Regions from separate parts of the Homo sapiens genome. Here region 1 is linked to region 2. The links are chromatin loops, found by intact Hi-C in ENCODE. Cell type or tissue: sigmoid colon. All regions are shown on one strand. Links, peaks and the distances in the headings refer to the core of each region. The heading gives the core; the rest is flanking DNA. Region 1 has its middle 450 kb from the start of TBX3. Region 2 has its middle 530 kb from the start of TBX3.

Region 1 (4,395 bases), core at 120-4,119, 73 kb before region 2:
TAAGGATGACTATAGTTAGTAACAGTATTAGATAATTTCAAATAGCTAGAAAAGAGGATATTGAATGTTCCCAACTCAAATAAATTATAAATGTTTGAGATGAGGATGAATATGTACAATTATTGTCAATCAAAAAAATTTTGATCAGAAAATTGATCAAATAATTTTCTGTTGAAACAGAAAGGAGGGGTTGGATTTATCGCCCTGCCTATAATCTCAAGTTCACTCAGAGGAATAATAGCTATTGATTTTTGAATTGGTGATATGTCCCAGGCTTTTACCAGATGCTTTAATACATTATTGTACATAATCTAGAGAAAAATCTGAGAAGTAGGTATTATGTCCATTTTCCAGAAAAAGAAAATTTGTCAATCAGAAAAAGATGAGAAATATGCTATGTACCCCATGAATATGTACAATTATTATTTGTCAATCGAAAAAACATTAATTACAACTTATTCTTTCTCACAGTTCTGCAAGCTGGGCTGGGCTCAGATGGGCAGTTCTTCTGTTCAGCATGGCAACTGCTGAGACTGGAATGTCCAAAGTGTATGTGGAAACTCTCATGACCAGTGCTGTGGGTGGGAAGGCTGGAACAGGTGGGGCCTACTTGAGCATTGCTCTCTCTCCCCACATGGCCTTTCTCATAGATACCCTGGGCTTTATATCACAGAATGGTGAGCTTGAGGTCACTGAACTTCTTAAATGATGCTGCCTTCAAAGAGGCAGAAACTGCTAATCATATTAAGCCCCGGATCCAGAAATCTTAGAAGGTCATTTTCTCACATTGTGTAGGCCAAGGCAAGTCACCAGGCCATCCTGGGGTCAAGGAGAGGAGGGCAGAGTCCACCATTGCAGTGGGACAGCACGCATGTACAGATGGGGAGGAACGCATGGTGACCATCTTCGAAGGCTCTGCACCACACAGGAGTTAGCAGGCTGCTTTATAACTGTTTCAAAGACACAGTTCTGAGTAGTGGACTATTCTCCAGCAATGAAAATGAATGAACTACAGCTACATGTGAGAGCATTGATCAATCTTTCAAACATCACAATGATTAAAAAAGACAGAAATAATACACACTGTATGATTCATTTTATGAAGTTTAAATCTATGCAACTGTACACTACATTGTTAATTGGTACATAGATAGGTGGCAAAATTTATTAGGAAAGCCTGGAAGATAATTATCATAAAAGTCATAGTAGGGGTCATCTCTAGGTTGAATGTAGGTGGATGTAATTGGGAAGTGACATGGAAGGCTTCTGGGTGCTGGTAATATTTTTTTTCCTTGACCTAGGTGATAGTTGCATGCACACTTGATTTAATCATTAAATTGATCATTTATGCATATTTTCTATTTGTAGGTTCTATTTCTAAATTTTAAAAAATGTTAAAAGTACCTTTTGGCTAAATTTGTTTGGCATATGCATACTTAATGTGTGCAGTTCAAAACTCTAACTGCGTTGAAACAAAAAAGTGGGGTTGGATCTACTGCCCTGCCTATAATCTCAAGTTCACACATAGGAATAACAGCTATTGATTTTTGAATTGGTGATATGGCCCAGGTTTCTACCAGATGCTTAAATACATTATTGTACATAATCTAGAGAAAAATCTGAGAAGTAGATATTATGTCCATTTTTCAAAAAAGAAAACAATATCTTGGTAAGGGCAGCTGCAAGGTCACACAACACTCAAACCCAGTCTGTCTGACTCTACACTTCCTCCTTAAAAAAGCCCTTGGCACAGGGGTCCTGAACATGAGCACATTTCACCCATCTCCTGTGCTCTAGCCGGTCTAATCCAGATCAGGCAGCACCCAGGTCACCATCAGCACAAAAGCCCAATTGTTCAGGTTCTGTTCTCACTAAGGATGTGGCCCATTGCAGCCAATGGGGGACTTGGCCAAGCGTCAGGCACTGATGGAAGACTCCTCTCTTGGCTGCTGGCTGTTGACAAGCTAAGTGGCTGCCTCGGTCACGCCAGGATGTAATAAAGCTGCCCGGCACCCAGGATCTGCCGACGAAGAGAGTGCAAGGGCAGTGGAAAGAGACAGCCTCCAAATTCCAGGAATCACATGGTGTTTATTCTGAGGCCGGCCTCCCATCACCCACTCCACTGGAAGCTGCTGTTGTCTGGAAGGGCTCAGGCTGGAGAGAATCCAGATTAAATAATAGTGTAATAAGGAGCACGTCTCTGTTTTGGTTTTTATAGACTGTGCCATTTCAAAGGGACAAGAGCAAAGTCTTCAAGGGCACTTATTGGGGTCCACTGAACCATGATCTAATTAAATCCACTGGAGAAAAATATCTTGTTTAAAAAAAGGGAGGTCTGCATTGTTTTTTGGAGAAATTAGTTAGTCTTAAGATGGCACTTATTTTTGTGGGTACTAGAAAAACACAGACTGAATACTATATTGTTATTAGCAATTTCAAGAGGATGGGGCACAGAGAGGGACATTCTCAGTAACGACAATGCTCACATTGACAAAACTCTTTGAAATTCATTATTGTGTTCTGCTCTCCCAACTGCTCCATAACATGAGGGGTCAGTTATCATTAGCTTCATTTTAAAGATGGAATTAAGAATCAAAGAGGATCTTTTCTAAAACTTATGCTTAGAAATCGAATTATTTTCTCATTTCTTCACATTCAAAATTAAGGAAGAGATTTTGAGAAATGAAAGTTATGCTAATAGTAATACAAATACCATTGATAATATTAAGATGAAGAAGAAGGAGCAAGGGAAGGAGGAGGAGGAAGAAGAAAAGGAGGAGGAAGGGTATGGTGAGGAGAAAAATAAAAGAATGAAGGAGTTGTAAAATGAAGAAGAGGAAAACGTAAGAATAAATAGTAATGTTTATTGAGCACCTACTGTGTGTAATGAATTGTGTGAGGTTCTTTCTTACCTAATCTTCCCTTGGAAAATTTGTCCCTCTGCAGTCCCAGAGGGGGCTGCCATACCTTTCCTCTGTGACCACATGTTGGATTCCTGGCCCAGGCTAAGCCAATTCAATTTCTTTGCCCTGGGAATTTGGAATGAGAGATTCTGAGATAATGACTGGGCACTGCTAAGGTTTGAACCACCTAATGCTGAGACTAGCACTGCCAAGTCTGGGGAGATTTTTAATAGGGCAAATAATACTCATCTACAAAGAAAGAAAAGAAAACAGGAGACACTGAAAAAAAACAAAAAAAGTGGATAGGAGACTCCCAGAACACCCAAAAGAAAAGATCGAGGGAATGCCAGGCCCTTGTAAGGCTCAAATATATTTCCTCCTTCAAGCGATTTGAGAGCTTTCTAGACCTTTGCAATAAATGTCTTCTTACTTGAGTTAGAGTGGGTTTCTATCTCTCAGAACCAAATGATTAAGGCATCATCTCTGAGCCATTCATCAAGTTACCCAGGTTTTACTATTTGACAGAAAAAGCAACTGAAGCACAGTGTGAATAAGCTATATGCCCAGAGTCGCATCGTCAGCACCGCAGAACTGGGACAAGAATCAAGGTATCCTGGCGCCTAAAATCTCTTCCCTGCTAAAGGTGGTGGCTGAGGAAATATACAGCAGTTTGTACTCACATTCCTACTATTTGGCCACTTATTCTTTGGTTGCCAACAAAAAAACAAATTCCTATTCAAAGTCATGTAAACATTTTTTGAAGGAGTTTATTTCTCATGTAAACTTAAGAAGAATATTGGAGAAATATAATTAGCTTTAGTCATGACTGCACTCAGGCACTTAAACCATATTGTCAGAACCTATAGTTATCCTTCGATCAGCTCTATTTCCTCTTAGTTGGCTTCATTCTGAAACTGGCCAAGATGGCTGCATATAAGCTCCAGGTTTATATCTTTCTAGGTTATCAGTCTTGGCTGGACAAAGAAAGTCACTTTACTCATAATTCTCCCAGACCTCTGAGAAGTGACTCTCATTGCGTGAATTCAAGTCACATGTTCATTCCTGAGCCAATCACTAACCAGAAAAAAATGGCATGCTCTGATTGGTCAGAATTGTCATGTGCCCATTCTCAGCGCCAAAGGCGATAATCAGCTGACATTTCCCATATGGCTTGAGAATAGGGGAAGGGTGATAGTTCAAAGGGAACACTGCGGGGTTTTACCCAAAGAAAGGAAAGTGGATTCGAGAGGATAAAAGCAATAGCCATCCAATACATGCTTGTTCAATCAGCTCCTATCATTGTAAAACATTTTCTAGAATTCTCATTTGGCTCAGTGGGATGGGTCGGGGATTTTAGAAATTACACAATTGTAGACTTTTTGAAATCAATGAGCTCATATTCCTCATTTTACAGTTAAGAAGTTAAATGACTTGCCTCAGGCACACATCTGTTGAGAAACCGAGCGGGGCTTGCTCTTGATACCCAGGGCTG
Region 2 (4,395 bases), core at 118-4,117:
TGTTGTGGGGCTTTTTTACAAAGTGCAAAGGATCAAAGTAATTAGCAAAGGGCGAGAGACCAGGCCTGTTAGAGAAAGAAGCCAGCCACCCAATGCTTTCTGCACACACGTCTTGTCTTCCCCAGGCCTGCTGTTAATGCCTGCACGGATCATGGCTGAATGGCACATGGCAGCGTGCAGAGTGCTGGAGGGGGCTCCTTTGCTCTCAGGCAGGAAGTAAACCTGGAAGGGCCAACTCTGAGCTTAGAGAGTTTTGTGGGATCTTCAGGCAGCCCAGAAGGAAGAAGAGAACTTCTTGGGGAGTCTTTCTGAGACATTTCATTGCTTCCTTCCTGTTTTAGATGGAGGCTCAATGCCTGGCCAGACCCAGACCTGGAGACCAGGATAAGGAAATAATGCCTTCCACTGAGGCCATCTAAAGCTTATCAGCTGTGATTATGGCAGGGCAAGATGTAAGAGAGAGCAAGGAATTTTCCAGGAATGATTTTAGGTGGTTCATAGACAGGACTTTAAATTATATAGAGTCATTCAGTGAGCTGATTGTTTGCTTTCTTTCTCCCTCCACCTCCCCTCTTCTCTCTTTGTAATTCTACCAAGGCCATCTCAGTTTGCTGCTAATGTGCTGTGGCAGGCAGATTAACAGCCCCCAAAGATACTCACACCTGTGAAGATATTCCATACCTGGCAAAGGGGCTTTGCAGGTGTGAGTAAGGTCAAGGCCCTAGGTGAGGGAGATTAAACCAGATTATCCATGTGAGACCAATGTAGTCACGTGAGAACCTCTCCTTGCTGCAGAGAACCAGAAAGATGGCAGCATGACAAGGACTGAAGGATCTATTGCTGGTTCTGAGAGGTGGGGGGCCCTGCATGAAGACCAGAGAGAGGCCTCCTGGAGGTAAGAGCGCCCCCCAGCTGACAACCAGCAAGGGAATGGAGACCTCAGCTCTGTAACCCAAGGGCCTTCAGAAGTGAACAGAGACCAGCCGTGCCGAAACTTCTGACCTACGGGTCTGTAATATAATATTTCGTTTTCAATGGCTAAATTTGTGGTAGTTAATGCTTACTCCCTCCTTTGCCAGAGAGAGAGAGAGAATATCCTCCTGAAAGTTTCAGGAAGGCCACAATACCAAGCTGAGATTACTAGTACCATTGTAAGGTTTTCATTACATTTATTGGTAGGTTTCATTTCTATTTGTGGTCAGTGGTAATGGTTTTCTATTTATGTTGGTGACTTCAGTTTTCTTCTTTTGGGGTGAATGTATTTTGGTAAAGAAAATAAGTTGGGTTTAAAGAAAAAATGTTAGTAAGTAGTCATGCAGATTTTATGAATTGATAAATGGTATTTAAATACCTAAAATTTAGGAAATACTGATCTAGAGTTTTCTGGAGGGCCCCTTTGGAATTCAGAAAATGGGACAGACAGCTCTGCATATGATTTGCATGTATTTGCATTCATCATATTGAGCCTTACACACCAGGGTGAGGGAGAGGCAGGGCCAGATGGCCTAGGTGCTCTGTCACTGGCTGTGATGAGGAATCACTAATTTCTCAGCTGGCCTTTGGTATTGGACCAATTGCATAAAACAGGAAGAAAAAAGTATTCATGGCAGCCAAACAGGTAAGGCTTTGTACCATAGAGAATAACAACCAGACTTCGGAACCAAACAGAATTGCCTTTGAATCCTGGCTCTTCTCCTTAAAACTGTGTGATTTGGGACAAAGAGTTTGACCTCTGTGAGCCTCAGTTTCCTTATCTGTAAAAAGGAAACTAATAAGAAAGGCTGCACTGGGATGAAGTGAAGATTAAACAGGGTCCTATTTGTAAAGAGTGCAGCCCTGTTCCTAACGCGCAGTAAACAATGCAATTCGTTACTGTTATTATTATTCTCAGCTGCCCAGCGGTGGTCAGCCCATTCGTTTATTGCTTGTGGTGTCTGCCTCCAGCATTGGAGGACTGCCCTGTGGGGCGTTCTGGGCAAGACTGGGACAGACAGTGTCCAGGCACACCAGGCCTGGGCTGGTCTCTGTCATGCTGACATGCAGAGGAAAGCAGAAAGAAAGGAATCCCACAGAGCTGTGCGTAGCTGGGTGGCCAAGCCTGCCTGCAGACCTTCTTTCTTCCCTATGTAGAGGCTCTGGCCCATTTCAAGAATGGAAACTGAAGAGAGAGCATGCCTTGGCTGGGAACAGAGCGACGGCAAGCTTCCCAGCCCTGACCAGGGACATAGCATATTGAGGCACCCGTGCCTGGAGTTAACAAGAGAGCAAAAGAAGGCGGACAAAGGAAGGGACTCTTTCTATCTCTGTTGCATCACCTGTGCTTAAAAGTGGGGCTTTAGGGATCAGACAGACTTGGGTTGCCTCTGCCAGTTACTTCTGTGTGGCTTTGAACAAGTGACTTCCCCTTTCTGATAATAACATAGCTAACATTTGTTAAGCCCTGACTTTGTGCCAGCCTCTATTCTAAACACTACACAAGTATTAGATAACCTCCACGGCAACCCTAGGAGAAAGACATGCTTATTATTTCCATTTTACAGATGAAAAGATTGAGGCACAGAGAGGTTATTCAACTAGCTCAAAGTCACGCAGCTAATACATGGCAGATCCAAGATTCAATTCAAGGCAGTCAGGATCCAGAGCCTATACTTTGCTAGTATATGGTGATTAATTATTTTTAAGACTTTCCTATTTATTAAGTACTCCTGAATCTTTAAGGGCTATGTTTTCTTAACCCCATTTATCAGATTCTGAAAGTAATTATTAGACTCTGAGGTTCAACAAACATACCTACTGGGTAAGAAAACTGGGATACTGATATAGTTTGGCTGTGTCCACACCCAAGTCTCATCTTGAATTGTCGTTCCCATAATAGCACATGTCATAGGAGGAACCCAGAGGAAGGTAATTTAATCATGGGGGTGGCTACCATCATGCTGTTCTCATGATAGTGAGCTCTCACGAGATCTATTGGTTTTATAAGGGGCTTCCCCGCTTTTGCTCGGCACTTCTACTTGCTGCCGCCATGTGAAGAAGGATGTTCTGCTTCCCCTTCCGCTATGATTGTAAGTTTCCTGAGACCTCCCCAGCTATGCAGAACTGTGAGTCAATTAAACCTCTTTCCTTTGTAAATTACCCAGTCTCAGGTATGTCTTTATTAGCAGTGTGAGAATGGACTAATACAGATACAAACCCAGGTATCCTGATCTACAGTCAGAGCATTTCTCTCTCTCCCTTCCTCTGTTCTTCCTTCCCTCATATTTTCCTTCCTTTCTTCTCTTCCTTCCTTTTTCCTTTAATCTCTCCTTCCTTTGTTCATTCAACCAGCAAACACTTACTCATTGCCTACTGCATGCCAGATATTGTGCATACATTATCTTCCTACTGTTGTACCTTCTTTGCTCTGTTCCGTATGTTGGCCATTGTTATGGTCTTAATACTCTCAGTTACCACCACCTCTTTGCTCAGGAAGCCAATCCCTTCCAGAACAGAACCTCAAATAAACAAAGGCTGCTGGACGAGCTCCCTCAGTCATCTGTGACCATGTCAGAAACCAGGGCTCTACTCTGAGCTGCAATCTTGACCAAGAAGTAGAGGCAGGAGTAGACACTGCTCCAAGAAGAACTTGCTGAGGCCCACGCTGTTCCCAAACACCTGCCAGATTTCCAGGGATCTTCAGCTTCAGAGTTCTGGGCTTGTGTGCTGTTTTAAAAGAAATCCAATAGACACAGAGCCAAGAAGGAGGCTGCAGGACAGGGGCTACAGTCCCAGACAGGGGAGGGGCAGGACAAAGGCTGTCCCCAGAGCAAGTTTTGCCAATAAATATCTGAGAGGGAGGAGGGCTTGGCATTTGGGGCCTGTTAAGCAGAGGCCAGTGGCTGCAAGCCTGGGACAGCCTGTAGATTTATCAAGGTCTGCAGGGCAAAACGGCGAAGTCAGCAGCAGCATGCTCTGTATCCGCACCCTCTCCCAGTGTGCACCCCGCTGCATCTTTCCCACCTGAGACTCTGTAGCTCTGGGCCTCTAAGCCCCTCCCTTTAAAAGAAAAGCAGCTGAAGAATTTGAGGCAATATGGAAGGTGTGATGGATGAATTGCGCTCAACCACTTAATTCAAAGAGGGATTTGGGGCTTGATATTTAAGCCCGTAAGCCTCAGTTTTTTCACCTGCAAAATGAAAATGCCAGTGGCATGTTCCTCCTGTTTACTGATAAGTGTCTTCAAAGAGGACTCCATGTTTCATTTTGTTGGCCTCCACATGCTCCTCTCACCCCCTCTGCCTTTCTCAGATGTGGTTTCCCCAGACCACCTGATCTTCACATCCGCTGACTTTTCTCCAGACCTTAGTCTCCTCTCTCTCACTTCTTTTTCATAATTTGCCTCTCCTGAAACACCCT

Evidence for each region. A loop is a pair of places that touch in the nucleus more often than their neighbours do. Peaks named below come from ENCODE experiments on the same cell type or tissue, not always from the same donor. Only the 100,000 strongest peaks of a DNase experiment are listed, where the experiment ranks them.
Region 1: a loop joins it to region 2, with 3 times the contacts of the local background. A loop is called at or near these places in 1 of 110 quality-filtered maps.

The regions. Positions count from the first base shown.
Region 1 is chr12:115,133,986-115,138,380 of GRCh38, forward strand. No RefSeq gene overlaps it. Among named protein-coding and RNA genes, the nearest start is that of TBX3, 450 kb to the left of the region's middle. In sigmoid colon, for the core only: no CTCF peak of the experiment used is centred there; a DNase peak (open chromatin) is centred at 2,006; H3K27ac peaks cover 287 bases.
Region 2 is chr12:115,207,369-115,211,763 of GRCh38, forward strand. No RefSeq gene overlaps it. Among named protein-coding and RNA genes, the nearest start is that of TBX3, 530 kb to the left of the region's middle. In sigmoid colon, for the core only: no CTCF peak of the experiment used is centred there; a DNase peak (open chromatin) is centred at 2,023.